Linked DNA regions of Mus musculus: region 2 is linked to region 1. Evidence: chromatin loops called from intact Hi-C (ENCODE). Cell type or tissue: left cerebral cortex. All regions are shown on one strand. Each heading gives the region's core, and the rest is flanking DNA. Links, peaks and the distances in the headings are about the cores only. Region 1 holds the start of Gm33690 (a long non-coding RNA gene). Region 2 holds the start of Ccdc184 (coiled-coil domain containing 184).

The links. A loop is a pair of places that touch in the nucleus more often than their neighbours do. Peaks named below come from ENCODE experiments on the same cell type or tissue, not always from the same donor. Only the 100,000 strongest peaks of a DNase experiment are listed, where the experiment ranks them.
Region 2: a loop joins it to region 1, with 2.2 times the contacts of the local background. A loop is called at or near these places in 7 of 42 quality-filtered maps.

Annotation. Positions count from the first base shown.
Region 1 is chr15:97,842,293-97,857,362 of GRCm38, forward strand. Gm33690 (a long non-coding RNA gene) reads left to right here and starts at 5,183. Exons shown (of 2, transcript XR_384427.4): 1 at 5,183-5,360. It overlaps Vdr (vitamin D (1,25-dihydroxyvitamin D3) receptor), which reads right to left. Exons shown (of 10, transcript NM_009504.4): 10 at 12,135-15,070. It also overlaps a transcript of Hdac7 not described here. In left cerebral cortex, for the core only: CTCF peaks have their summits at 7,017, 7,562 (motif pointing left), 8,377 (motif pointing left) and 11,953; DNase peaks (open chromatin) are centred at 7,088, 7,529, 8,294 and 8,918; H3K4me3 peaks cover 420 bases; H3K27ac peaks cover 519 bases.
Region 2 is chr15:98,163,594-98,178,663 of GRCm38, forward strand. Ccdc184 (coiled-coil domain containing 184) reads left to right here and starts at 4,213. Exons shown (of 1, transcript NM_177716.3): 1 at 4,213-6,541. The coding sequence starts at 4,723. The coding sequence ends at 5,298. It also overlaps a transcript of Asb8 not described here. In left cerebral cortex, for the core only: CTCF peaks have their summits at 6,994 and 10,394; DNase peaks (open chromatin) are centred at 3,524, 4,182, 4,818, 4,958 and 6 more places; H3K4me3 peaks cover 4,152 bases; H3K27ac peaks cover 3,916 bases.

The DNA.
Region 1 (15,070 bases), core at 4,046-12,045:
ATTTCAAACCCCAGAGAGGCCGATGGCATGTGCTCACTGTTAGCGGTGGCAGACCGCCTTTGAAGTCAGCTTGGCAGTCTATGGTGAGAACTATGAAATGTGCCCCCCATCCCCCATCCCCACCCCTCCCATTGCTGAGTTACCCCACCCAAGTGCACTCTAAACCAAGTATCTCTTGTCAGTTAGGGATGGAGGCAGAAAAGGTCCAGGGCGGCCACATTCACTGTTAAGCTATTCGTAATATGGAAAGTTAGAAATAATTTGAATACACAGTTGGAAAATGATGAAGTAGAGGACGGTATTTCCACTTAGTAGAAAATTATAAATCTGTTAAAAAGATGTTGATGAATGTGATATAGCATCGTGGGAGAATACAGAGCCGTGGGTGCCTTGTGATGGAAAGTGTATAAAATCATAGGAACAGAACAAGAGGTTGAGAGGGTACACTCAGAGCTGGGCATGGCTGGTGCACACCTGTGATATTAGCACCCAGGAGCCTGAGTCGGAACAGTTCCAGGTTCAAGGCTAGCCTTGGCTACATGGAGAGACCCTTTCTGAAACAGAAAGGGGAAAATAAATAAATAAATAAATAAATAAATAAGGAAGTAGTTAGTGGGGCCAAGGGGCAATGTGAGTGTGCATGTTTTCTCATCCGTTAGCAACATGGAAGCAGGATGAAGACTCACCAAAGCCTCCATTTGGCTATAAAAAAATTATGAGTCCATTTACTCTGAAAGTCCATCTCTTCAGCTCAATCCTCATATCCTAGCATCATGGACATGAGCTTCATTCTCTTGAAAGCAGAAAGCCCACAGCAAGGCAGATTGGCCCAGAACTCACCCAGGCTCCCTGCTGGGTCCTAGGATGTTCTGGGTCCTAGGATATAGGCAGAAAATGGAACTTTGTTGTCCCCTCTGCTACTATTGAGGACAGGGCCATGGTATGAGCTGAGAGGGAGAGGGCAGAGCAGGTACTGAGGACCAGTGGGTGTGTCACGTGTCTGAGTAGCGGCTACAGCAAGATTAGGGAAGGGTTGGGGGATTCGTCAAGGAGCTGAGGGGATAGGAAGGCTCCTGGCTCTGGGGGAAGGGCTGGCTGGTTGTGGTTGACCACCCGCTGTTTCACATCACCCTGAAGGTGACAGGAGATGTGTGTGAGCCATCACCTCACTGTTCCCCACAGGAACTCTACCTGGGCCCCCACCTACAGACATCATCCGGCCTGAAAAGCCTTGGGTTCCTCCCTGCTCAGCTGCCTTCTTTCGACAGACACACTGAGGCCTTGAAATAACACATCTTTATTTTCGCTGCCCTTTCCACATCATTTGCCTGTGATTCATTTGTTGTCAAGAGGCATTAAAACTTCCAACTCCCAGATACCAAGCACCCACTAGTCTCAGTCCCCCAGTAGTCTGGTCTCCTATTCTCATGTGCCAATGCTCTCCCCCTTACAATGCCTTGCAGCCACCAACACGGTCCGTGGAAGCCCCTCTTCCTACATACAGATGTGGCCTCCACTCAGGGTTGGGGTGGAGGGGTTGAAACCGCTCCACAATACATTCCCCTATTTCTCTGCCCAAGACTCTGGGCCTCAACCCTCGGATGGGAAGATCTCTAGCGTTTGAGTTTGAGATAACCTCAGAAATACAGGAATCCCTGGAAAAGGGGCAGTAGATTTCTTTACTTAGAAGCAGGAGATGTAGAAACCCCAGCTCCCCACCACCACCACACCCCAGCTCTGCCCCAGCTCCAGAGGCAGCACTTTTCTGAGAGTCCCCACCTCCTCAGTGTATCTGGCCTGTTCTTCTTCGTACCTTAAGGCCTGGGCTGGGGTCCCTTCCCCATCATTGTTTCCAACTGGCGCAGAGCGTATGTTTCCGTCTTTGTGTTCCACATGCACATGCTGAGCGGGGGTCAACTCTCACACCATCGTTTCCAGCTAGGGCTCTGAGTCTCCCTGACCCTCTCTAGGGCTATGGAGGTGCATCAGAAGCTAGAGGGTAGAACAGCCAGGGGAGGAAGGGGGTGAGGCGTGAGGAGAGGGTGGGAGCGGGGTCGGGTGAGGGGAGCTGCTGTGGTTGGGTTATCTGATGTGGGAGCCAGGTGTGCAGCTTCGGGGCTTCAGGGTGGGGGAGAGCAGCCTGAGAAAGGAGACATGGCAGAAGCAAGAGCAGAAAGTCTGTGTTGAGAACCCTGAATGAAAGAGCAGACAAACTCTGTCAGAGGCCGCTGCCATCCTGGCTCTAGGTCTCCTAGATACGGGGGGTGTCTCCTTCCTTGCCAGCTTCATTCCCAGAGAGATAGGCAACCCGTTCTCAATAAATGTGGCAGAGGGAGGGGTGGCCATGGAGTCTGTGGCAGTGGGGACAGGGTCTGGCCTTATCCCGAATCAGAGCGGTTGGAGACAGTTGCTGGTCTGTCATCTCGGTTGGGGGTTATGGGTGGAGAAGTCTTTGTGGGAGGAGATAATGGCATGCAGATAACAGTGCCCAGGGCCAGATACCCCTCCACAAGTTCTCCACTACCAGATCCCCCAGCCTCTGCAGAGCCTGCCCCTGCTCTGATTCTGGACTGGGCATGGCCTGGCACCGGGTGTGCCCAGTTTCCAGGCCGGGTTACAAGAGCGGCTTAGAGGGCAGAGCTTGTGAGTTTCAGCTCCTGCCTCTGCCAAGCCTGGTTTGGGGGAGGAGCTAGTGGGAACAGGTTGGAAGGAAGGCATGACTGGGTAGAGGAGAGCATCTGCGAGCATGAGGGGAATATCGCAATCGAGGCTGGCGTCTCTCAAGCAGTTACTGACAGACTAGGCACGGTTCTCGGCGCTCTGCCTTTAGTTATCATGGTACCTTTCTTCAGGGAACAGTGACAGTTTTTACAGAAGAGACAGAGAACATCCCCGGAGTATAGGTGGGGCTGGGTCCCATCCCACCCCTGTGTGCTTTTTCTGCTGCCTTAGACAAAGCTACCAGGCATCGTACCACAACTCTCCCTTATGTTGTCATTGTAAAAAACTCTGTGTTGACATTCACAGGGGAGTAAACTGAGGCTCAGACAGCCCAAGCCATTTCCCCAAGGTCACTTAGATGTTACCAAGATGGCCATCCCCTCCTTTTTATTTTATTTTATTTTATTTTATTTTACTTTTTGAGTCAGAGTTTCTCTGTGTAACAGCTCGGCCTATCCTGTACTTGCTTTGTAGAGGAGCTCAGAACTCACAGAGGTCAGCAGCCTGCCTCTGCCTCCTGAGTACTAGAATTAAAGGCATGTACCACTATGCTCAGCCATCTTTTAAAACCAAATATTGTTGATATATTTTTCTTTTTGAGACAGGGTCTCACTGTAGGCCCGGAGCTCGATATGTAGACAGGTTGTCCTGGAACTCACAGTGATCCACCTGCCTTTGCCTCTCAAGTGCTGGGATTCATTTGTGTGGGGGCAGAAGAGAGTTGGGGGCAGCAGGTACACATGCTTACAGTGCAAGTGCGGCAGGGAAATTTACGAGATTCTGTTCTCTTCTTCTACCATGTACGTAAGCTCTAAGGGCTAGCCTCAGGTCATCAGACTTGATGGCCATCTCAATGGCCCAGGAAGACCAACTCTTGAAGCCCATGCCCTCATTCACTAATTGGCTTTTCTGACCAAGACTGGGGAGACAGGTGGAGAAAGAGCTGATAAGACCACAGAGCTTATCTGCCTAAGTGGTCCTCCTGGTCCAGTACTGTGTTTAGTCTACCTTAGGGAAGAGCTGTAGTGAGCATTTACTAAGTAAACCAGCAAACGTCCAAACAAACAATGTCTGGAGATCTTTCAGGACAGAGGATTGTGCAGGTGTTATATATCAGTCTCCTCCAAGACTAAAACATTCCATCCTCCAGGGGAGCTCCTTAAGAAGGGAGGTAAACAACAACAAAACAGCTTCAGGAAGTCCCTGAAACTGACAGGATTCACCTGCCAGTGTTCAAAGAGGACTCTCAGGCAAGAAAGGCTACCAGGACGAGGCAATAACCAGTAGAGCTGCTTCGGAAAGGTTCAGACCAATTGAGGCACCCCGAAAAGGACATTCTCCAACTTGTTGGGTTGCCTGCAGGTTGAGCGCGTACTCCAGGTTTCCAGCTTTGTGAACTGTCACCTCTGCTAGGGTGGACTTTGGTGATGCAGCTATCTTTGAGTCATTTCTGCTCCTGTAAGTAACCCTTCAACTCATCTACCTGTAAGTAACTTGAATAAAACTCATTGGTTCACCAAGTTGGATTTGGGTGGTATTTGGACTCGGTCTGTTGTGGGTTCCTTATCTGGGTTGAGTAGATGTATGTGGGGCATCTCCCCAGGAAAAGTTTTGCAACACAACAGGAGCCACTAATACGCCATCTGCCACCCTCTTTGGTCTCTGTTACAGCCCCTCCAGCCCTCCTCTATAAACACAGCAGAAAGCAGGGAGTCCCTCAGGGTGGGGTTCTTATCATCGAGGAAGTGGATCTGGCTTCCCCCATCTCTTTTTTTTTTATCATTTCCCCCCACCCCATCCCCTTTTTATCACCCGGGGCGATGCAGAATCCACTCCCTTGAGCCTCTGGGGTCCCGGGTGGGAGAAGGCACCTGGGTAGGGGCAGACACAAAGAGCCCCAGCCTTTCATACCTGGTCCGGTTACCTTCAGTTCTCAGACCTTGTCAGGACAGGCTTTGGGGTCCACTATCATGATTGTTTGATCTGTCTGGCCTTGCTAGAAGGCAGAGGGAGAGTGGGTAGCCAGGCGCTGACCAGGGCAGAGCACCTGTTCTTGGGGCTGGCCAGTTGCCACAGGTGTTCACAGATGGCTGCCGGGATTCCAGTTAAATGGGTTTGGGCGAGAGCAGCAAGGTCTTTTGCAGAGGTCTCTTCTGGGGTCTACATGAGAACTCTGCCCTGCACCCCAGGACTGCCTGGGGTGTCCCTTTATCTTCCTTTCTCTGCAGGTTAGGACTCTGGAGGGTGGACCTTTCTCCCTGGAGTCCAGCACAGATTTTCAGCTTGGAATTGAATACTTGACTTTCCCTTCTTGAGTGTCCTGGATCCAATAAGCCTGGATTCTGACCCTGGGTTCAGATCTGGTCTAATTCTACAGGTATCCTCTAGGTCTATATAAGACTTGGGGCGTAATAGATGGGCCCTGAGTCATTGACAAGCTCCCCACATGCATGCAGAGGATCTAATCTGTCCAAACAGCCTCCTTCTCCACCCCTCCCTCATGAGCCGTGCTGTCTTTTACACGGAACCAAAGAGTTCCCAACTAATGCACACAAAGGCTGACCTGCAGGAGAGTTAGCCTCAACTCTATCTCCTTCAACACCTACCTAAGTTGGAAGAGTAAAGACCAGGAGAGTATTGTAAGTACGAGATGGGGCTGGAGAACTAGCTTAGAGGTGAAGAACACTTGTTCTTGCAGAGAAACCATGTTTGATTCCTGGGACCCACATGGTAGCTCACAGTCATTTGTAACTCCAGTCACAATGCCCTCTTTTGACTCCTCTGAGCACCTGGCATGTGTGCGGTGCACATAGACACATGCAGACAAAATATCAACAAATTTAAGAGAGAGAGAGAGAGAGAGAAAGAGAGAGAGAGACTACTGGAGGACAAAATGAGGCGCCAAGGGACTTGAGCAGCCTAATACAAACTGTCAGCTTGATAGGAATATTTGGATACCGGATGGTTCAAACACCCATCTGGCCAGATAGAGAAGACAGGAGATACAGCAGAGGCTTTCTGAAGAGGTAGTGGGCATGTTGGATTTGAAGCCACATGGATTTAACTCTCCACCTCTCCCAAGTTCAAGGAAAGGATTGACATTTGCATAAACATTTCCATTTCATTTCCCCAGCAAAGGGTTTGTTGATTGGTTGGTTGGTTGGTTGGTTGGTTGGTTGGTTGGTTGGTTGGTTTTGAGAAAGTCTCTTGATACAAAGCTCCAGCTATCCTGGCCCCTGGAATCTTCCTGCCCCTGCCGCTGGAGCACTGGAATTACAGACCTGTGACACCAAAACTTTTAAAACTCGATGTTTACTGTGGGAAAAAAAGGTCTTTGCAATGCTCACAGAGGTGGGCAGTCCACTGCGTCATGTTCATCCATCCACATGTTCGGCTGGATCTATGGAAGCCCTACTTTGTCCCAGTCTGGTAAACAAACTCGAAATGCATGCTGCCCTTCCTTCTATGGCACAGTGAAAGTGTGATGTTTACCCAAAGTGGGCAGGTGAGGTGGGGCAGGGGTGCAGGGTGGCAAAAGTCAGGAGGGGAGCTGGGAAAACCATGAAGTCTGAGATGGAGATTTAAGGAGCAAATGGAACTTGTCTTAGGAAACTATAAGGGTAAAGGACCAGGGGGTTTCTTGGGGGGGGGGCAGTGTGCAGAAAGCATACAGCATAGGCCCCAAGGGGTAGCCTCGGGGCCCCTGTGGGTCTTGGAGACTCTGCAATAGCAACCGTTTTCAGTTCCTTTCATAATAACACTACCAAGACAGTATTTACTTTTTCATTCCTATTCCTAATGATATAGTGCCTCCCCTCCCTCCAAGCTGCTTCTATGACTACTTGGGATGTCACACCAGGCTGAGTGCAGAAGCTGATAAAGAGTTTAACTGGCTTCTGTTATGTCCAACATTAAAGCGCTTTGGAAAACAGTATTCTTTGTCATTAAACTAGTGTTGCTCCAAAGAATGGTCCTTTTAATAACAATCGTTTAAATTAATGTCAGATAGATTCATTTTGTTATATTTAGAAAGGTAATAGTATTTACTTTAAATCCCTGTATTGATTTCTAATATCATAAATATTGCCATTTTTTCTTTTTTTTTTCTTTTTTTTTTTAGACAGTGTCTCATGTAACTCAGGCTGACCTCAGACTCTCAATGTAGCTTAGGCTGGCCTTGAACTCTTGATCCTTCTGCTTCCATCTCCTGCGTGCTGGGACTACAGCTGTCTACCATCACACCTAGCAGCTAGATATAATTTACAAAAGCAAAAGTTCTCAGGGTTCCTTCTCTTTGTGAGGCGAGAGAGTCCTCTGGCTGAGCATCTGAGAACTGCTGGGCCGCAGGCTCCAACACGCACAAGTAGAGAACTGGAACCTGTTGGATACAGCATTGGCCTGATCACTTTTAACATCTGGTGCAGGAACACAAGGACCCTGGAGAGATGAGGTGGGATTTACACTGCATGCTGGGATACGTGAGCGGGGAAAACGTGGCACAACCAAAGCCATCAGATCAGATCGGATTCTTTAAACTTGTGCAGCGTCTTCTTTCTCTGAGCGCGTACTACCGTCAACCTCCGGGGTGGGTGTGACCCACGCGCCATGACGTCAGGAGGTGGGGAGCGGTTGCTGCTGTCTGTTCTTTTCCGTCATTTATTGTTTTGTGGGGATGAAGTTGGAGAAGAAAGGACTGAGATGGAAGAAGCTGGTGACAGCAGTAACCATAGTCCTCTGTGTCTCAATTTGGATTCCACTCCCAGCTGCCCACAGTCTGGTTTGGTTGGGTCCAATTTGGCTTATTAAGTGGCTCACACGCCCTCTGGTGGCCAGATGTTTGAATGACACTTTCTTTAGCTGCTGATATTTAGGGAACAGAAGCCCCTAGCAAGAGGCAGAGATCTGAAGAAGAGGCCTAAGACATCATTTGGGGACAATCAAGCCTCCAAGAATCAGTGATCAGAGCATGGGAACAATGCCATCTATCTTAGGGCATATTTATTTGGTCACCCTGCAGCTCAGCAATGATGCTGGCAGGCCTTTATGGTCGATGGCTATGTGCCAGCTACTGTGATGAATTTCTTTTAAGATTTATTTATTTTATGTATATGAGTACACTGTAGCTGTCTTCAGACACACCAGAAGAGGGCATTGGATCCCATCACTGATGATTGTGAGTCACCATGTGGTTGCTGAGAATTGAATTCAGGACAGCAATCAGTGCTCTTAACCACTGAGCCCTTGTGATGAATTTTAACACACTTGTAGCAACAGTAACCCTTCAAGGTGGCTACTGTTACTGCTACCATTTATAGAAGAAGAAACTAAGGCTCAGAAGCATCATGTAACAACCTCAGGACTGGGTGTAGTAGTCTCCTCCTTTAACTGTTACTGTGGTTTCCACTGCTAGTGTCTCAAATGGTCTGTTTGTGAGTCTGTGCTTAGAAACTTTGGAAAGAACACACAATCAGCCTTATGGGCAGCCTGAGGCTTAGCTCACTCTCGGCACAAGTAGGTGGTAGAGGCCACAAATACAAGATCTTGACCTTAGGAGGCCCTGGTTTGAGGTGTCCAATGTTCTGGGGTAAGGGGAGGGGAACACCATCAGGTGCTTTCAGCAAAAGGACCTTGGGGGGCCGTTGCTGTAGGGTAGTAACTCCCCCTAGTGGTGGAGCTCCAGCTCAGATTTCTCTTCTGGGAGAGCCTCAAAGGACCCTGTGAAGGGGGATGTCTGCCTTCCCAGATCCACAAGGAAGCTACTGGGATAATTTTACCTTCTCCTCAAGTTTGAACAGTCCTCTGAAAAAGGTCTCTCCAGGGTAGATAAAATGTAAAGAAATATCTTTCACTCCTACCAGCCCTTGGTATATGTCAAGGACATGTCAAGGTCACCCCTAATTCTGGGGACAGCCTGTATCTAACGGCTCTTTGATGTAAAAGTGGAAAAAATCCATCTTCCTCAACTGGATATCATCCAAAGGCCAGCCCAACTCCAGGCTCTCCTTGAGAGGCATTAGGCCAATGGGATGTTTCCCAGCGCAGCTTCTCCCTCTGTCTCAAGCTACTTCTTGAGACCTCTCTCCAGTATGGAGAAGTCCTCTATGGCCCTCAAAGTACATTTTAGGGTATGCTTCTCCTGATCCCCATTCAAAACACTCCCCAGTATATGACAAGTGCAGATACAGGAGACTCGGAGCTGTTATCTGGAGTAGCGAGCCTCGCCCACAACATCTCCTCCCTCACACTACCAGGAGGATTGAGTTTGAAATTAGTCTGTGCTCAATAGTAAGTTCCAGGTCAGCCTGTGCTGTATGGTAAGACTCTGTCTCCAAAAATATAGCACTAGGGAAGACGGCTTGGGATGACCATCCCTGCCCAAAGGACATTATCCCTCATGGTAGCTCTGAGGCCACTGAGCACTGGTAACTCTGAGAGCCATGGTTTATCCAGTTAAAGAGTTGAATGCTCATTTCGTTTTTTTTTTTCCACAGTTATGAGACTCTTTTTTTTTTTCCTGAAATGTCTAGTAGAAACGCCCTTTTGTTTGTTTATTTTTTGTGGTTTTGAGACAGGGTCTCTCCACATAACCATTGCTGTCCTTTGGTTTTCTTTTCTTTTCTTTCTTTCTTCCTTCCTTCCTTCCTTCCTTCCTTCCTTTCTTTCTTTCTTTCTTTCTTTCTTTCTTTCTTTCTTTCTCTCTTTCTTTCTCTCTTCCTTTCTTTCTTCTTTTGTGAGTTTCTTGTTGTTTTTTTTTTTTAACTTTTTAGCTCTGATTCTTTGTGAACTGCACATCATACATTCTGATCGCACTCATTTCCCCATCCCTTCATATCTGCCCTCTACCCTTGCAATCTAACCCCCAAAAGAAAACAAAGACAGAACAAACAAGCAAACAACAACAAAATCTCACTGTGGAAGTTGTAGTGTGTTCCAGTGTATCACACAGTACACCCTTTTGCCCCAGACGGATTTACTTCAAATGTTCATTGCAATGAGTCAGGTCTGGCTCAAGCCCTCTGGCTTCTGCTACACTATCAATCCCGGCTCTTCACTGTAACTCCTCTTGGATATCCTGTAGTTGCCCTGTGTCATGGAGATGCTACAGCTTTGGGTCTTCAGGACTAGACCCTTCACACACTCCAGCAGTTCATAGATGGGGTAGATGGTGGGGTGAGCCAACTCAGAGACCCAGATCTGGGCCTGGGTGGAAGCTAAGTTGGGTCAGCCCACCAGCTCTCCTGCACCCACACCACCAGGGCTAGCTCTCCCGCTTTGTCCAGGCAAGGAGTGGGGACACTCTCCCAGGTGTCACAGCAGTGAGGGGCGAGGCCAATTCTCCTAAGTATGGTTGTTGGTGAGGGCAGGGCCAGTTCAGCACAGGGCTTGAACATCAACATGGCTTCAGGAAGTAGTCCAGACCAGTGACATCTGTATGACCTTTGGTGGTAACAAGGGCCTGGCTGGATAAGACCACAGACCCAGACATGGCCCCCTTGTGGCAGCATGGGCCTGGATGTCACCATGGCTTCAGGTGGCACCATAGGACACTCAGATCAGTATGCCCCCTGTGGCAGCATGGCCCTCAGATGTCCACATGGTCTCCGATGGCATCTCAGAACTCAGATATTCGCATGTCCTTTGGTGATAACTCAGGCTACAGATATTGACATAGACCCCACCTGCAGCAGGACCATGGACCCAGACACAGCCTGCAGCATCCCAGGCCAGGATATCACCATAGCCTCAGGCAGCAGCATAGGCTACTGAGATCAGCTTGGCTCCTGGTATAAGTATAGCCTCCATTCATCACCATGGTCTCAGGCATGGTCAGCCCAGCCCACTGACATCCACATGGCCCTCAGTGGCAGCATGGACCATGGACATCATTAGAGACCCCAGCTGCTGCAGTAGCACCATGGACCCAGACATGGCCTTTGACAGCAGCAGGACCTTACCACAGCTTCTCATTTCTGCCCGTTCCTCACCACCACCACATCTCCAGTTCCACCTCTCTCCACAGTGCCCACACCTCTCGGCTTAGCCTTTTCTCCCTTCTCTCTATTGTGTGTTCCGTCTTTCCCGGCTCCCTATCAAATATGTGCTCATTGTAATGGTGTCCACCGCAGGGCCAGGGCAGGCGCTTAGGCGTCTTCTTCCTTCCTTTGCTTTTGATGATTTTCAATTTTTCTTTTGTTTGTTTGTTTTTGTTTTTCGAGACAGAGTTTCTCTGTGTAGCCCTGGCTGTCCTGGAACTCACTCTGTAGACCAGGCTGGCCTCGAACTCAGAAATCTGCCTGCCCCTGCCTCCCAAGTAATTCAGCAGGGCATACTGCTGCATGACTTTAATTTCAGCGCTCGGCAGGCCGATCTCATGAGTTCAAGGCCAGCCTGGTCTAGAGAGTGAGTTCAGTAGCCAGGGCTACACAGAAAAACCTTGTCTTGAAAAAAAAATAACAGAAATTATGTGGTTCAACAGTGCAGGTATAGAACAAAGGAGAAGATTGGCCTGTGAAAACTCAAAATCTCTTTGATCTGATTTTAAGACGTTTTTCTAGACTGTGTGTTCTCCTGCATCATCTCTGAGAACACCGAGGATTTGAGCTGTTTCTCAGTTTCACATTCCTACAGACAGAGACAAGCCTGCCTCAGGCAGCTATGGGTTTCTGTCTCTAAGTCAACTTATTTTTCATGACAAAGGCCCCTAGCTCTGGCTCCAGGTTCCTCTATTCCCATCTCATTCTGCTGGGACATCTTAGTTTGTGGCTTGAAAACTTTTCAGATGTTTCTGCAAATTAAAGTAAACCACACTCCCAGGTTTCTGAACTAACCTTAAAAACAAGAACAAACAAACAAACAAACAAAAAACCTGGGTAGGACTCGGCAGTGACATTTGCAATTCCAAGTCCTTGGTTGAGAATTCTTGTGTGTATCTCACTCCACTGGGCCTCATGGAGCCGTATTTGTGCACAGGGGTTACTGTAACACCCTGAGTCTGGGCTGAGCAACAGTTTCTAACGCAAGAGCTAATGTTACCAGTGATCACTTGGCTTTCTTTCTTGATGTTCTTTGGCAAGGGCCACACCTAACTGGGGCTAACACATTAGGCCAAATACTTCTAGTGTGTGTGTGGGGGAGCACTCTGTGATCCAGCACCTCCATTTCCCCATCACTGAACGGAAGCCTTCACATCCTACTTAGGGTGGTAGCAAGAGGGCCTATCATTTGTCACACCACTTAACTCTGTAGGGGGCAGTAGAATGTTGCAATTAATTAAGACTTCCAGAGAGAGGTACCCGGGTCTAAATCCCACCCCTCCCTCACCACCAGTGAGCTTTGGGTGACGAATCCCCTCCGCCACGTGGAGACAAAACCAGCGCATCTTTCACGGGGTCCTTACAAAGAGCAAGCAAGTTGGTTTTCATGAGGCATTTATTTACAGCGGTACTTGTCACGTAGCAAGCGCTATGAAAGTGTGAGCATCTTTTATTATCATCGGCAAAGCTTTTTCATTGGTTTATTTGACAAGCTCCTGGAAACAAAACAAACAAACACTTTTGTCTCTCTCTCGGGAAGTCTCTTAGGAAGCTCTTTAGAGCCATGTCTGACTTCCACCAGATTTGTCATTTATCTCAACCATCTCTGGTGGCCTGGTTTGGACTCCTCCCCTACTTTCTCCCACGCAGGCAGCAGGAGGATTCTCCTATCTTGGGAAATCTTGCTGATCTCTCATTTTGGTACCCATTTCCGCCTCGGAAGTGTGAGCTCTTTCAAGGCCCTGCCTTTGTACATTCAGAATAAAAATAGATGATGCTGTTCTCTCCCAGTTCGGCTTCGGAATCCTACTTGGTCCTGCTGTCTTTTCCTCCCAGCTCCCTGACTTCCCTTTGGGCACTTCTCAGTGATGGACCCCTTGGGCTGAGAAACTGGTATTCTCTGGAGGCCTGTGGAGTTTCCTGGAGAGGCAAGGGCTGGGAAGACAGAGGCTTTCCAGTGCCTGATGCACACAAGGCTGATGCAGAGAGTCCTAAAGCCAAGTCTCACTCAAAGAGGCCAAGTGCTTGCCTCCTTAGGATGGGTGGCTGAGTTTATTACCCAGGGAAAAGGGATCGTAGTCCCAGACATAGGTTTATGCTGATATCCAGGGTTTCCTCATAGCCTGGCTCAGCTACCAGAGCAGTGGAAACAGGCTCACTACAAAGCAGCCCGGGACCATAAGTTCAAATTTTCTCCAGGCCTGGAGATGCTTCTAATTATATGAGCCCAGGTAAATCACACTCTCCTCTGATGTCAGGTTCTCATTATAAAGGAGTCGAACTAGCTTATCAACTTTCAGACTTTCCCTCCTGTTGAGTAGTAAGCCAGATCAATGTGTTCTGCTGCTAAAATCAAAGGTCTTTCTCTAGGGTTTTTTTTTTTTTTTTGTATGTGTGTGTGTGTGCAGTAACAATAATCATTAATATACAGTATTTTCACACACACACACACTGCTCTGAATCAGGTGCCACCACCCTCAGTGTTAGAACACAGTACAGGTGGGGTCTAATTCTGAGAACACCTCTGATGGAATGACTTTAAAATAAAGCCTTCTGCATGCCGTAATGCAATATGGGAAAGCCATTCTCAGATGTTTTCCGCTTGAATTCTGGGAAACATAGGGCCAGGTGGACACTAAGGGTTCTTCTGATGTTAAATGTGATTGATCTCAGGATTTTCAGGGAATCTGGGGCTCGTGGGGCCATGCTCCGTCTGACCTTAGCCCTCTATTGGTGCTTCCAGTGTGGCTGCATTCCCTAGGTCAAACATTCACTGGAAGGTCCTTCTGTGAGTCCCCCTTATGAAGAGAACCTCCTCTGCATGGGTCCCCCCACACCCCCACAACGCATGATCAGCAAGAAGTATATTTGGGGTGAATGAGACCAGGGTTCCAAAGTCCTGGACTGGGCTACTACAGAGGAAGAAATGGAGTTTGAAGATACGTCCCTAGCCCATCACCTGACCGTTTCGTAGGTCTACATTGACTTTTGGGTGGTAGAGTGAAGAGTCAGGAGGAACTGGACCAATATCACTGTACCACAAGTTCTAACCTGCCCCCTCTACCTTTTCCCTGAGGTGGGAGAGCTCATGTCTGGCTTTACACCTGAAAAGCAGACTTGGAGGTCCATCTGGGCCACTGTTGGTTTTCTGCCATCCCATTCCACTGGGTGGAAAGGGTAGCTTTTATTGGTAAGTGGGGTGGAGATGTGACACTGTTGCTCCAAGTGGGGGTGATGGAGAAGCTGAGATAACTTCTGGGATACTCTTGGTGATCAAATTGTAAGGCCTGGGTGGCTCAAGGACCTGCTTTCCTGGGTAGGTGGTAAGGCACTGGCAGGGGAAGGGATGAAGACAGGGCTAGGGACGTTCTGAAAGTTGGGGTCAACTTGGTCCTGACACATCTAATAGCTATAGAGGAGAGGAGGGGTCCCAGTAGCTCCAGGCTTCAGACACCTCAGCTTGGTGACAAAGATAGATGGACCTCCATTTGTTGTCCTGCTGGGAGGCTGGCTTTGCCTGCTCCTCATTGCTTGGGCTCTGTATTCCATTCCCTGGGGACTTTCCAATGGTGGTTTCTAGGTCCCTGGTTCTAGGGATGGGGGAAGAAGTCCACTTTACCAGAGGTACTGGACTTGGGGACTTACCATAACAAAACCTCAAAGGTGGGAACTGCAGGGCTAGGGAGGGCTCCTTGGTTAGTGTGGTAGAGTATTTGGTCATCTTGGCAGTGAATGAGTCCATGAGTATACCAGCAGAGGAAGGAGGCCCCACAGTGACTGACTCCCCTGGGTCAGAATAATACAGACAGGTGGCAGGAGGAGACGGGACACACTAGGGATGATGGGTAGGTTGTGTACCCTTTGTAGGCAGGGGCAGGAGTTCTCACCAGGCAGGTAGGTTTGGAATCGGGGTAGGTACAGGTACCTGTCCCTGAGGAATGGACTCATCTCTTCTGCCTGCCTCCCTTGACACAAGCAGTGGCCCCTTATGGCGGAGGCATTCCCTAGGCAGAGCTCTCTGCCTTCAGCCTCTGCCCTCTACCCTCTTCCCCCCATCCCACACTTGAGTTTCTTTGTCAAATAAACAGCAGTGTCTCCTAACTGAGATCTCAAGGGACAGGAGCAACCTGCAGTCTACAGGAAAGGGAGATCAGGTGTGAGGCTGGGCAGGAGAAAGGATGAGCCAGACAGACACGGGCCACGGCAGAGGAGGAGCTGAACTCCAGGAGGGGCAGGAGGCACTGCTGGGCTGCAACCAGCCCAGGGCCTGGGCACAGGGCCCCAGAGGAGCGGCCCTACCCAGGCACCACTGCAGG
Region 2 (15,070 bases), core at 3,013-11,012, 320 kb after region 1:
AGGATTATCCTAGTAAAGCAAAGGTTTCACTTGCACACATCAGTAACCCCAAACATCGCACAAGCATCCAGGTCAGTCTCTGCTTCCCCCCTGGAACTTCTTCACAGGCCATGCCTCTGCCAACTGCAGTCTCTCAGCAGCATCTTCCAATTTCCCACAGAACAGCTCACCAAACTTTAAGTACTCAATAACTTTGCAGCCCAAAGTTTCAAATGCTTCTACCATCCTCTCCAAAAAGCTTGGTCAGGACCATCACAGTGTTCCCTTGGTCGCAGGGCTCACTTGTCCCACAGTACCCCACACCTGGTAATGATTTCTCTCCTAGTTGCTTTCTTTATTGCTGTGGTAAAATATTGACCAAAGCCAACCTGGGGCGGAGTCGGGGTGGGGTCATTTGGCTTATAGGTTACACTCCATCATTGCAGGGAGCTCCAGACAGGGACTTGGGGACTGAAGTGGGGCTGTGAAGGAGTGCTACTTGCTGGCTGGCTTCCATGTTCGGATTCAGCTCCCTTCCCTTTTTTTTTTTTGTTTTTTTTTTTTTTGTTTTTTGTTTTTCGAGACAGGGTTTCTCTGTGTAGCCCTGGCTGTCCTGGAACCCACTCTGTAGACCAGGTTGCCCTCGAACTCAGAAATGCTCCTGCCTCTGCCTCCCGAGTGCTGGGATTGAAGGCATGCGCCACCATGCCCGGTTTAGCTCCCTTTCTTTTACAACCCAGAATCACCTGCCAAGAGTAACACCACCCACCGTCGGTGTGATGGTTTGTATGTGCTTGGCCCAGGGAGCAGCACTATTAGGAGGTATGGCCTTGTTGGAGCAGGTGTGTCACTGTGCGTGTGGGCTTAAGACCCCCACCCTAGCTGCCTGGAAGTCAGTATTCTGCAAGCAGTCTTCAGATGAAGATGTAGAACTCTCAACTCCTTCTGATTCATGCCTGCCTGGATGTTGCCATGCTCCTGCCTTGATAATGGACTGAACCTCTGAACCTGTAAGCCAACCCCAATTAAATGTTGTCCTGTTGCCTTGGTCATGGTGTCTATTCACAGCAGTAAAACCCTAACTATGACAACGGGCTAGGCATCAATTAGCAACCAAGAAAATGTCTCAGAGACATGTCCATAGGCCAGTCTGGGGGCAACCGTACCTTAACTGAGGTTCTGTCTTTCCAGGTGTCCTTAATTTGTGTCAAGCTGACAAAAAGACCAATGGGTACAGTCTTATACTGAGAAAGGAACACAGCTTCGTAAGTTATATTTGGGAATGACTGTTTGGGGATTTTAGACTAACACGTAGCAGCTAGACTTTCAGTTGATTTAGTGTATTCTTCTACACCCGAGCCTGGAAGCATCTTTATCAGATTTATTGTACCAGCCGTATAAGACAGAGACAGATAATGAAGACCAGGAAAACAGCAAGGTCTACTCAGAATCGCAGTTTTCATAAGAATGTGATACTTAGGACTGGGCACACATCATGGAGGCTACCTTTACAGTGTGAGGTCTCTTCTCCCTACAAGCTAATCAGAGTGAGATAAAAGGACATCACAGCTACAGTGACACCCAGAAACTAAAGCCACACTATGACAAGTTCTTCTGAATAGTTTAGTAGTGTGGCTGGGGTACTCATCCACAGAGTCTGGCATCCCATTGACCCAAGCTTATAACCCAACCAGCTAATGAAGGCTTCCTTCCCTGTATACACCACCCTTAAAATACAAAGACTATGTATTCCTCCATCTCTGATTTTCATGCAGAATTTATGAAATCTGTTTTTCTTAATCAAACATAACCAATGTTTCCTCCCTATATTTTCAAGCCCCACCCCCAAGTTCCCACCCCACTCCCCAAGTTCCCACCTACCCTCTCAAATGTCTGACCTGGAATTGGACTGGATCAGCCACGCTCCTGGGCCTCTGCACCTGCTTCCCATGATCTTCAGTGCTTCTCCAGGAAATTCCCCTCCCTCTTGGCCCAGACCCCTTGTGCTCTCTGGGTGCTGCATGGTCAGAGCCTCTGAGCGACATGATATTCTGATGCTGAAAGCCCTGACACACAGTACCTGCAACAATAGTGGCCAAGGGCCTTGTGTGATGGCATAACCCAGCTCCTACTGAGCAGGGCTAGGTCTGACGTAAGCCTATCTTGGCAGCAAACGTGGGAAGCATTTCACTGAGAACAGGATCGGTCTTCAAGGGTAGAAGGCAGGGAGCACTCTGGAAGAGAACCATCAAGATAGAATTCTTCATGCGAGGTGCCACAGAAGAGATGGGGAGGAATGGCCCATGGCAGAAAGACTGCAGAACATGCCAGTCTTTTCTTACTATAGTAAGGTTCCCATGGGAGGGACGACAGCAGGACTGGTCCTGCAAAGCTCTGAGAACCTTTGCTACATCGTGATTAGATGTCATACTGGGTAAGCTCAGCTGCATCTTGCCTCTGTTTCTAGTTCTCCTGTAGTTTGAAAACAAAACAAACAGCAGACATTTGCACACGAGTGCATGTGTGTTATGGTGAGCCTGTGAGAGTCAAAGTATAACTCTCTGTGCCGAGGGATACCAAGAAAAAGTGTTCTGCTCTTTCATGAGCCAGCTTAGGGATCATCTAAAGTTTATTGACCATGTATGGCAAGAATGGCAGAGGCAAGAGCAACAACAAATTTGTTGAAGGAGCAAGGAAACAAGATTAATCATTAGTTTTTAGAAAGCAATACTGCATGGTGTGTGTGTGTGTTCATCTTTGTTTTGGGGAAATCAAATTTCTCACATCTGTCCAATATATGTCTTAAGTTATTTATGTAAACATTCCGACCCTGGGCACTTTAAGATAGTTTAATTTGCTTTTATTTTAACAGTAGCAGTAAGACAGGCATAGATGAATCTGTTCTTTGGTGCCTCAAAAACCTGGCTGGACACTCTTCATCGCCAAGACATACAACCAGGGAAATTAAAAAACACACTTGCAGTTACTGAACTACAGGTGACCAATGACACTCACCCACACTTAATTTTTTATACAGTTAGACAGCACTGTTCATTTACTTCTCCTTCCCAGAGTCTTGTAAACTCAGGGTTTTGACCACTTGGCTTCCTTTTATCAAAGCGATGTCAGCGTGTTATAGCCTACAAGATGACTACCTTCCCAGCCTATGTCGTCTCTAAATATATTATAACCAAATTTTCTTCCTCCTCCTCTTCTCCTGCTCTACCCTCTAAGTAGGGGAAGGAGTTTTCACAAAGGACAGGGGTGGTTAGTGGGCATCTAAAGATGGGAACTAGGGGCGCTGGCCCTAATAATTCACTCAATTGCACTTCGGTCCAGTGTTAACTCAGATTTAGAAACACTATTATTCGGTCCGTCAAGAAAACGATGTCAGCTGAGGTCTCTCAGTCATTAAGGGCTGAAAGGAAATTGTATTCAGGTCTTCTGAAGTCCACTATGTGTGGGCTGGAGAATCCTGGGGAGGAGAATGGTACTTGGTGGCTCTTATTTAAGTAGCTATTCCACAAATACATCATCTGCTCTCTGCGTCTCGGACGCTATTTAAAGCGCTGGGGATTCCGTGATGGAGGGTGCAGGGGAGGGGAATCTGTTGTTATGGAGTTTTCATTCTCGGAATTTAAGTACTTAGCTTCATAATTTTCATACCCCCCCAACCTGGGTAGAAACAGCTGGGTCCCATAAGAGACTGTATCTCACCCTGAGCTTTCTGGAGGGAGGGAAAATTGTTTTTTGTTTTTTTTTTTTTTTTTTTTTTTTTTTTTTTTTTTTTTTTGCTGCAGAAGGGAGAAGCAGATCGGTCGCGCCTCCCTCCGCCTTCCTCTGCACCTCCAAGCCTGGTGCTGCCAGCTCGCCTGGGATTATTAACAATCGCTACCCAGTCCTGTGGGCCGCTGGAGGATGGACCTGGCTCTCCCATGGTCCTCCAAGGAAGGAATGCGGAGAGCGGGTGAAAAGCCCCCCCCCCCCCCCCAGGCAGACGGTCTCTCTCCGGCTTGGGGGTGGGGGTCGTGCAGCAAACTGCTTTCTCATGCTGTCCTATTAAACATTGCAGCCACATGCTCTTTGCAGCTTCTCTGAGGCTACTGCAGCATCCCTGCCCCGCCCGTCAGCCCATACAACAGAGCTTCACTGCAGCTTCGGAACCCTGTTCTCTTTCTTCCTCACTTCCTCGTTGCCATGGAGACACACGTCATTTACGTGCCGTGCGTCGCCTTGGAAACGGGGGAGCATCCGCGGCGCCGCCGGGAGACCCGCCCCTGCCTCTCCAGCCGCACTCGCGGGCACTGCTGGTGGATGGCTGGGGGGAGTCCCGAGACTGACGCGCTGCGGGTCCCCGTCTCGACCCCGAGCCCTCTGCGAGCGCCTCTGTGACCTGTGAGCACTCTTTGTCGGTGATTGCCGGGAGGGCGGCGGGGACATAGGTACCACACTGGAGGCGAGCGGGCAAGCCACTTTTGCCCCCTGGGTAAGCCCGAAGATCCTGGTCCCGGGACCCTAGACAGGTCTTCGATCCATAGACTCTTCTCAGCCCTCCTTGATCCCGCCCGTGTCCTCTGCCTGGGGCCGCTCTCTTCACGTAGGCTCCCCGCCCCTCTAGGGAGCCTAGGTGTCCCTGGGCTCCACCCCGTCCCTCCCGGGACCTCTCCCCCTCCACACCCTTCCCCCACCCTGGAGGCCCGCTGGACACGACCCAGAGCTGCCACCGCCCGCTTCTGCCACTCAATGGAGGACAGTCTGCTGGAGATCATGACCAAGGACGGCGGCGACATGCCAGCGCCTCTGGAGGTGTCCACGGTGCCCGCCGTGGGGGACGTGATCTCTGGGGAGTATAACGGCGGTATGAAGGAACTGATGGAGCACCTGAAGGCCCAGCTGCAGGCCCTGTTTGAGGACGTGAGGGCCATGCGAGGGGCACTGGACGAGCAGGCCTCGCACATCCAGGTTCTGTCGGACGACGTGTGCGCCAACCAGCGGGCTATAGTCTCCATGTGCCAGATTATGACCACTGCGCCCCGCCAGGGAGGCTTGGGCGTGGCCGGCGGCAAGGGGAGCTTCCCAAGTGTTCCCCATGAACCAGAGACACCTTCGCCTGGGATCGAGGACAGCGGCTTGCTGGGTCGTGATCCTGATGAAGACGAGGACGAAGAGGAGAAAGAGACACCTAACCCCGCCACACCCACCAGTCACTGCGAGCTCTCTGAGAGCCCCGGTCTCCTTGGGGAGGATGGGCCACTTGTGGAGCCCCCCGACCTTCCTGACATTACCCTGCTGCAGCTGGAGGGCGAGGCCTCTCTGTGAGGGAGACCCCACCAGGGAACCAACTACCCGCGCTGGCTTTGGGTTTCCAAGTGCTTAACCCGAGGGGACTGAACAGTGCGGTGCAGTGTTCTTCACTTCAAACGTGGTCCTTATAGGTCAGGGAGAGAGACTCCCTCACAGAAGGATTTGTAGAGTCAAGGACTTTGGAAGCATCGCGAATTCCACCCAAGCAGGCATCATAGCAAACTGCAGAAAGGTGAGGTTCCCAGAAAGGACGTGCCCATCTCTGGACTCTCATCTATCCCTTTACCTTGCCCCCTTCCCCTCTTCCTAGGAAACAGGAGGACCATTGAATTATGTAAATAAAATTCTGCTTTTTCTATTCTGAAAAAGGAGTCATCTAGGACTTTGGCAAATAATCTCTATTTACCTAGAAATTAAGGAGTTGGGGTATTCTGTTCTGGCAACAGGAAATTTACCCTTTTCCCCAAACCCAAGATATTCAGTGCTCTGCGGAAACCTCTCCCCCTTACAGATCGCTCTGCAACTGCTGATGGGTAAAGGAAGCTTGAGGAGGGAACTGCGGCCCTAGGAGTCAGGGTACTCGGGTTCCCAGGGCCCCTAGGCTGGGAGGAGCTGGCTCTGATGTGCATGAAGACACAAGAGCTCAAGCTCTGGCACTGAGCATGCAGAGCCGAGCCTGCCCCGTCGCTGACTTCACCTGGGATTGCTTGGCCACTCACCTGGGCCTAGAGAACAAAGTGCTCAGGTCGCAGGCAGAGACTTAGGACTGCTCAGCAACTGTCCAGATTTAAGGGGACATCTGAGGAACTCTTGGGGGAGGGGGCGCTGCAGCCCCAAGCTGTCTTTTCTGGCTATACCTGCTTAACTTCAGTTCCTTTTATTATTTTTTTTTTCCTGTCAATATGTCGGTACCCTCTGCTTTCTGGTGTTGCCTCCATAATGTCTTGTGTTATGTGTGTCCACTTGTGTAGTAGTGTGTGAGCCCTCAGGGGCAGGGCTTGTGGCTCTAGTATTAGGTTCAGGGGGCTTCAGACCCGTCTGCAAGCCCCAGGCTATCATGGCGCTTTCTGCTCTTTTCCCTTTTATGCCCCACTCCTCAACCCAGGGCACGGAGCATGTGGCTGTCCTGAGTGTCCTTAACTGATGTGCTCCTACCTTCCGAAGTGGTGACTGTGTGTGCCCCTTCCCTCCTCTGTGTATCCTTTCTTAGTGCTTTGCTTGATGTCAACCTTAATAAAAAGGCACCATCTCCCCTCTTGCTGACTGGTACTAAGTGGGTTTAAGGCTGGGGCTTCTGGGTCTGCTGTGTGGATCAGGGCTTAGGAGAAAATGTAGGGGACCAATGCCTTCCCTCCTCTCTTCTTGCCTCCAGTCCCAAAGAGTTAACTGACTTTGTCCTGGTTGGGACAAGCTTGCCAGCTCTGTCTGCTTTCCCTTCTGCCCTGGACCTTGATCCAATGTGGACCTGGAAAATGCAGAGATCTGCCTGGAAATACCCGGCCCGGCTAACAAGGGTTTTGGTAGCCAGCACTCCACACCTGCAAGAGATTTCAGTGAAGCAAGCCATGGGGGTGACTTCTGAGTGAGAGCCCTGGTACAGCAGGCATGCCACCTGTTCTAGGGATGGAGTGGGAGTCACTGTTCTGGAGGGGTTGCCCGGGGTTTCTGGAGTGGAGTGACACATCACTAAGGAAACCACAGGCACTGCCTCAGGCCTCTAGTGGAAGATGTGGGCAAGGTACTCCCCGGGGAGTCAACACTGACATCATCTCGAGGCTGCTCCCTCGGGAGATGGAGATTTCCTGAGGCTGCCCCAGAACAAAGGTTGAGAGCCGACTATGATGTGTGTGTGTGTGTGTGTGTGTGTGTGTGTGTGTGTGTGTGTGTGTGTGAGTGAGAGAGAGAGATGTAAATTACTTCTGTTACAGAGAAGGCTAAAGGACACTGAAGGGTTTGATGCAGGTTTGAGTTTTTAATTCCAACACTGAGTTGACTGCCTAAGACTTGCTCTTCACAATGCATATGCTAGGAATAAAACTATGACTCCTAGGACATCTTGTGCAAATGTTAGCTTCTCGGTGGTTCTCCTGGCCAGGTAGAGTGGGGATGACTCCTCCAGCGAAGCAGAACCCAGGGAAGGTCTAGAGACAACTCCCCACCCCGGGTTTTAAATGCTTATTACTGATGTACCTGTGCATTTGTGCCTCTGTGTACGCACGTGCACAAACGGTGCCCACAGAAAAGCCAGGAGAGAACTGTTTGGGACGACACCAGAGGAAGCCTTGAGGTATACAGTCCTTGGGTGACAAACTGGGATTCAGGCAGGTGGGAGCTGATGGACATGGTGTTGAGGACACTCAAGTCCCCCGGGAGAGTGGCACATGTTTATAATCAAGACGTTTCTCCAGCTTTTATTTTGCAGGTCAACTTTGTGCCATCCCTCCTTTTTCCCTCTTGTTCTTCTTTAGACGGGGTCTCACCACATAGTCTGGATAGCCTGGAGCTTACTATGTAGAACAGACTGGCCTCTGACACACAGAGATCCATCTGCTTTTGCCTCTTGAGTAAACTCCTTTAATGTAATCTTTTCCTACATAAAGAACCCTTACCCTTGAGGACAGAATTAAGGAAAAGGGCATGGTTAGCGTCTTAAGATAGCATGGACCTTTTCATTTTAAGAAGTAGAGACAAGCCATAAAGGCTGTGGACTAACCCTGTATTCATACATAATATGCCTGAGAAAGCTGTGAGGTGTGCAGTCCTTGGGTAATGAATGCTGGGCCCCCAGGGGAGCAGCTAGAGCATCCAGCTGAGGATGGGGACTTAGGCTTCTGCTACAGTTTCAACGTTCAGCATCCATTACCAAGGCGGTGATCAGTTACTGAGCTCCACCGCTTTTATCTCCCAGCAGTTTTATGAGGTAGAGAGCGCGTTGTTACTTTTTACATAACAGCTCAGAAACAGATTTAAGGCTTCAAGGTCACAGACTGGAATGTGGCAAAGCCAGGACCTAACGCTGAGACGGTTTGATTTAAAGAAGCCTTGGATAGAAACCATCTCTATTTTTTTTTTTTTTTTTAATTTGGCTCCTCAAAGAGCCTGAGAGTATCCTGAAAAAGAAATCAACCACATTTGGGCAGTGAAAAAGATTACAGTTCAGGCTTTGGTTCTAGACCTTTCTCAGCACTGGGTGCATGGAGCAGATGGCTGTTTGGATCTGCTATTGGAGAGGAAGTTTCCAGTGCTTGTTGGCATCCCCGTCAGTTTCTTCCATAGGTGAGCTCTCTTTTTTGTTCCCTATCGGTCAGATTCTCTGTCATTTGAGGCAACGCCCATTTAGACTCCATAGAAAGTTCTGGTTGAGGCCTTTAGCCATGGATTCCAGGTCTATCGCTCTGCACACTGTCTTCCAGGGGTTCTCAGCCCTTAAGTTACTCCCTGCAACCTGGCAAGTCCAGAGAGCAGCCTTCCCACAGAGAGCAATTGTTCTGCCCATCCCCTTCTTATCTGCACCCGGAACAGATTTTTGCACAGGTTACTCCTTCACCCCTGTTTCTTCCTTCTCTGCCCCTGGCTTCTGAGGTCTCTTCTCCAGCCTGCTGGTAAGGGAGTTTCAGCTGGAGTTCCTCACCCAGGGTTCATGGCAGGGCTCACTGCTGAATATTTCAGGAAGCAACACACATTGGAAATTACAAAAGCCTGCAAATATATATTCTCTCTAGAGATAAAGGGCCATTGTTTTTGCTTAGTCTTTAAGAGTAAGGATCAGGCTTTTGTAAAATGGGACTAGTCATTGAGTAAAGTGTAACGAGATGTTTCAACTCAAAAAGCACCAATGAAGAAAAGACCAATTGAGCCTGGCTCTTGCAGCATCCGTGCCTCCTGGAGCCTCCTGAGTATTTCCTGGCTGGAATTGGAACGGCCATCTCGATGGAATTATTCACCACTTCCTTGATGAATTTTAATTACATTAGCATCTATCAGGTGCTACAGCCCTTCTCCCCATTGCTTCCAAGTCTTTAACAGTAGAGGGTTGACAAAGATGCCCGAGAGTCTAAGTAAGCAATGTCTTAGTTCACCGGGGAATGCACAAGCATGTCGCTGTTCACCCCAGATAGGACACCAAAGGCAAACCGAGGAACCATCTCACCCAAGTCTAGGACGAAGAACTAGTGAGTTTATAGGTTTGCTTAATAGGGGGATTGGGATTGAAGGGAGTATTAGAGAAGCATGAGTAACTCCAAGGCATCACAAACAGCCCACCCCAGCATGGGTGGCTGCTCCCAAGAGCAGCATCGGTGGGACTCCCCGCCCACTGGCAGGCAGCTCTCTCTCATACACCTGTAAGGTAAGTGCTACTGTTTACCTCACCTTTCAGGGGTGGGTCTTGTGAAGTGGGTAACTTTGAGATCCTCCCTCCCTCCTTTCTGGAAGGCACATTTTAATGGAGAGAAAATAACTTAATATCAAACTCCATGGCTTCAAGTTAAACTTTTCAGTTTGGGGCCAACCCAACCACAACTGTTTCTGGAACCGCCGTCTCTAACCCACCTAACGTGCCTCTCTTAGAGATCTGCTCCCAGACTCAAAGACAAAGCACAGACAGTTTCATAGCAATAAGCTACAGCTTTAACCTGGTACAGCTAAACTCTGCTCTTGGAGAACGACCCCCTTCCCTGTGACATAAACTGGCCCTTCCACACAGCACGCAGATTTATGGACTCACAATGGCGTTGCAGATTATGCTTTCTGCTTGACGTCTATGAGTGGAAGCCTTCCTAGAACTAAGCTACGCCACTCCTCAAATATATGTCTATATATCTCGCAAGACGTAAAATGTCTTGCTTCGAGAGGCAGCTTTTCATAAACTTCTCCCCTTATTAAAATGCTTAATATAGAACTGTATTCAGGGCGCCTACTGTGGTCGGAATACTGAGACATAAAAGGGCTGTCCATCAATCTTTCATACTAGCTATCATCACCCCCTCCCCGCCTCTACATTGTCCTCAGAAGGTGAGTTCCCCCTGAAAAACAGCTTTTCTGCTTGGAAGCAATGTGTTTAGAGAAAGAATCCGGCTCTGTAAATAGTGCTGTAAGAGCGCCACCTTTTGAGGAATAGAGACATTACAAGAGGAACCTCAAAGTGAATTTATGTCTTTTTTTCTCTTCAGGACTGGCAAATGCCTACTAAAGGCTTGGCTTCCTGCCATGTGGTGGGTGGCGAGCTGAATAAGTAGAATGGATCTGAAGAATATATTTTAAAAAGGCAACTGCCATAAACTAACTTCGCTCCTCCCGCGGTTACCTACTCCGAAAATTAATCTTCCTAAACCAGAGTTCTGAATAGTTACTCTCCTTAATGATCTGCAACATCTTCCCATTGCTCCCTATATTAAATATAAAATATGGCGTGTGTGTGTGTGTGTGTGTGTGTGTGTGTGTGTGTGTGTGTGTGTGTGTAGGAGTCAAGCTCCCTGCCAAGAGCCGGGCATACCCTCCCCCACCCCCACCCCCTATATTTCTTTTCCTAGCTACTCTTTAAGGACCGTCTTACCTCATCAGAAGCTCAGATCATTCCAATCAATGCTGGAGAGGGTTCCCAAGTGAATTCTGCTCCTTCAGTCCTGGATGAGCCTCCATTCCTTTCCAGAAAAGTCAGGTACAAACCTCATCTCCAGAAGTGAGCCTTCTGTCCTAGTTACTGGCATTACCCGTCTCCCCTGGTCGTTTGCCCCTCATGCTGCCCGAAAGTGAAAAAAATCCCCAGAGATACTAGACAATTCTTTTTTTATTATTATTATGAATGTGTGCTTTTATTTCTAAGAGCAAGGTTCACCGTTTTCATCAAAATTTTTAATGGGTAAAGTCGAAAGGAGTAGTGAAGCGGGCAGTGGTGGTGCATGCCTGGTACTCGGGAGGCAGAGGCAGGCAGATTTATGAGTTTGAGCCCAGCCTGGTCTACAGAGTGAGTTCTAGGACAGCCAGGGCTACACAGAGAAATCCTGTCTCGAAAAACAACAACAACAAAACAAAAACAAAAAAAACCCAACAACAACAACAAAAAGGAATAGTGAACTCTGTGGCCAAAGTGTCCTGCTCTTCATTCCCCGGAGATGCCTCCGCTACCCGCTACTCTGTAAAGCTCCTGACTTTAGTATTCCACTTTAGACATGAAGAAATGTGACCTCATCCTTCCTCTAAGTGTCTACGGCGGCAACGGGGTGGGTGGTGGGTGGTGGTGGGGTATGACAATAACCTTTAGATTTATTTGTTTTATGTATGTGAGCACACTGTTGCTGTCTTCAGAAACACCAGAAGAGGACATCAGATCTCATTACAGATGCTTGTGAGCCACCATGTGGTTGCTGGGAATTGAACTCAGGACCTCTGGAAGTGCAGTCAGTGTTCTTAACCACTGAGCCATCTCTCCAGCACCCTCCCAGCCCCCCTTATTGCCTTTTTCTCCTCCTTGCCTGCGTGTGTTCAATCCTGAGCACACTGTCCATCTGTTTCCAGGCTTATGGGTACCTTGAGAGCTGCGACTGTGTATTCGTGCTATAGGGTCTGAGGTGTCTACGGGGACTTTATGGTACTGTAGGGTGAGTGGCACCTCATTTTAGGATCCCCAAGGAAAGGAAAGAATACTGCCACGAATGATCATTGGGTTCTTATCACTTGGGTCTTAAAGGTTCGTTCTTATTTAAATATCATTTATTTCTAAATTTCAAAAGGGACTTTAAACTATCACTACCACGTACACAACTATAACTAAAAGTCACTCCAGAATTACAATTACTTAGCCTTGAGCCTGGCACTTCTGAATCACTTTTGTCCCTGTCTGTATTTTTTCTATGCATTTCTATTAGATGCCATACTGAGTTTTAGCAAAGCAGTTTCTTAGGAAAGAAAATGTTGCCTGCGGGAGTTCCCTCCACGGCCCAACTCCTAATCTCTGATGCTGTACTTCCTTTGATCTTGCCAGAGACAGTTTAAGGTAGGTGTTTGAACAGCACTAGTATTTCTCCAAGGGTTGATGAACTGAGGGCTTCCAGTCATATCAGTCACTTTGAATGATAGCTAAGGTCAAGCTCGAGGAGTGTCCTTGTGTCCTGACTTCTGGGAGCTGGCAGGAATTATAAACTACCATTGGTTATATAGGACATTCTATTTGAAAGATGTTTAGATGTGTGAGAGAAAACAGTTTCCTGTATCAATGGAATTTACATTATTATCATCGTTTTTCTGAGGAAAGATCTCACTCCGTAGAGCAGTCTGACCTCGAACTCACAGCGATCCACCTGTCTTTGCCTCCAGAGTGCTGGGATTAAGTATGTGCCCATCACACCAAGCAAAATTTACTTTATTATAAAGGCATCTTGATAATAGCCCCAAAAAAGTGTTCAGCTGAATAATAAAAGGAAAAGGAGCAATTGAGAAGCAGAGGTGAGGGCTGGAGAGATGGCTCAGTGGTTAAGAGCACCGACTGCTCTTCCAGAGGTCCTGAGTTCAATTCCCAGCAACCACATGGTGGCTTATAACCATCTGTAACAGGGTCTGACGCCCTCTTTTGGTGTGTCTGAAACCGCAGTGGTGAATACATTAAATATATAAATAAATCTTGAAAAAGAATTTAAGAGAAACAGAGGTGAGGATGGAACTGAAACATTGTCACCTCTAAGAGTCTTTAGTTTTTTTTCTGAAAGAAACTTTGTTGATGTTTGTGCAGCTATTTATATGTAAGTTAGATGTCCAATGGGTCTTACCAGTTACAATTTGACTTTGAGTCATTTCTTTTTGCTGCTCCCAGACACCCCTTCTCCAGGTTGGTCCTTGGCATATGGGGAAAGTTGCTGTGCATGCAGGCAGGAGAAGGTACAATAGAAATGAAGTACTGTAAAGACTCAGAGTAGGGAGAACATTGGAAGAAAAGCAGCAGCTGGCATAGCATCCCACTCTGGGAAAAGGAAGTAGAGTGCTCTTGGCCAAAGCACCAGCAAACCTTCCCTAAATGAGCTACATAGGTGTCTGCACAGATGTACAAAGTATGTTGTGCAAAACAATACAATTCTTGCATTTTACACATAGAGACAAAGTATCACAAGCAAACGAGAAACAAACAGCCGACCTGACCTCCTGCCTGAAACATGGCAGTCAAAAGGGGCCAGCAGTCCCTTGTTCCAAAGAAACAGAGCTAAGTTCTGGCAGGGGAGAAGGGCTCGCCCACTCCAGGACACAGACTGTATTCTCTTGTTCTCTTGGAACAGAAGCAGCTCACTGTAATCTACAGAACTTTAGCCTCGAGTTTGGCAACTTTGAGAAGAAGAGGGTCCTGGAGAGGATGACAAAACCAGGCAGTGAGGGTCATAAAACAATACCCAAAGAAAAGGGAGAAAGAAAGAAAAGCAAAGTGGCACTTAACATTACGAAGGCAAAGCAGCATTCTGTCCCAGAGAGCCTGACTCAAAAAGGAGTCACTTCGGTAAATAAAAGGAGAGGGAAGAGGTACCTTTGTAAAAATGTGCCAGAGGCTAAGAAAACAGGCAAATAGGCAGCATTACAGATCTCAAGAACAAACATGGGCATGAAGCCAAGTTCTAACAGGAAGGGGAAAGGTAATTTAATGGAAATGGTAGCCCTTAGCACAGTGGTTCTCAACCTGTGGGTCGGGACCCCCTTTCATAGTCCATCAGATACCCTGCACGCCAGATATTTCCATTATGATTTATAACAGAAAAATTACAGTAATGAAGTAGCAATGAAATAGCTCTACAGCTGGAGGTCACCACAACTTGAGGGACCAGTGTTAACCTTGCATTAGCAAGTCTGAGGACTGCTGTTGTAGAAGGGGGAGGGGGCAGCAGAAGTTGCTGCTCTGGGTCTGCTTGTTCCTCAGAGGAGAGTCTTTAAGGTAACCATGTGGATGAGTCCCTGTTAGCCCAGGAGATCAGGCGAAACAAACAAACAAATCCAATGACAATACTCAGATGATAGAATCTTTGTAGTTGGAAAGTCTATGAGATTAAAGGTTCAAAGATGACACTTAGTCAATAGACTTTCCTTGGAGGAGTATATGCCGTGGCTGGTGGGAGCCCACCTAAAGAACTCAGATATAGAGATGTGCAGAAAATCAACTTAACGGAGTGGTACCCATACACCAGTGCTTTCAAAAGTACCACGAGGACTCTGCTTTTACAATTTTTCAACTTTTCTGAGCTTAATAATAAAAAGTTAACTGTGGCTAGAGAAACAGCTTAGCAGTTAATAGCTCTTCCTGCTCTTCCAGAGCTGCTGAGCTCAGTTCCCAGAACCCACTTTGGTTGGCCCATAACCTCTTGTGACTCAGCTTCTGGTATCTGCCACCCTCTTCTGGTCTCAGGGGACACTGTACTCTTGTTCCTCAGAGGAATACACACACACACACACACACACACACACACACATACACACACACACACACACACCTTTTAAGAGTTATTGAGTCAGGTATGATGGCTCATGCTTTTAATCCCTGCACTTGGAAGGCAGAGGCAGGAGGATCTCTGAATTCTAGGCTAACTTGGTCTAGTTAACCTTTTAATATGCTAATGTTATATAGATTAAAAATGCTACAAATTCAAACTCAAATATTTTTGATCATAGCAGTAATAATCATTCCATCTTCCGTAGCTATTGCAAACAATAAATCCAACACATTTATCCTATTAGAATCTGTGAATTTCAAAGGACATCATGTACAAAATGGGTTGATGACAGAGTCGAATAGAAAAAATATTGGCTTTGCCTAAAA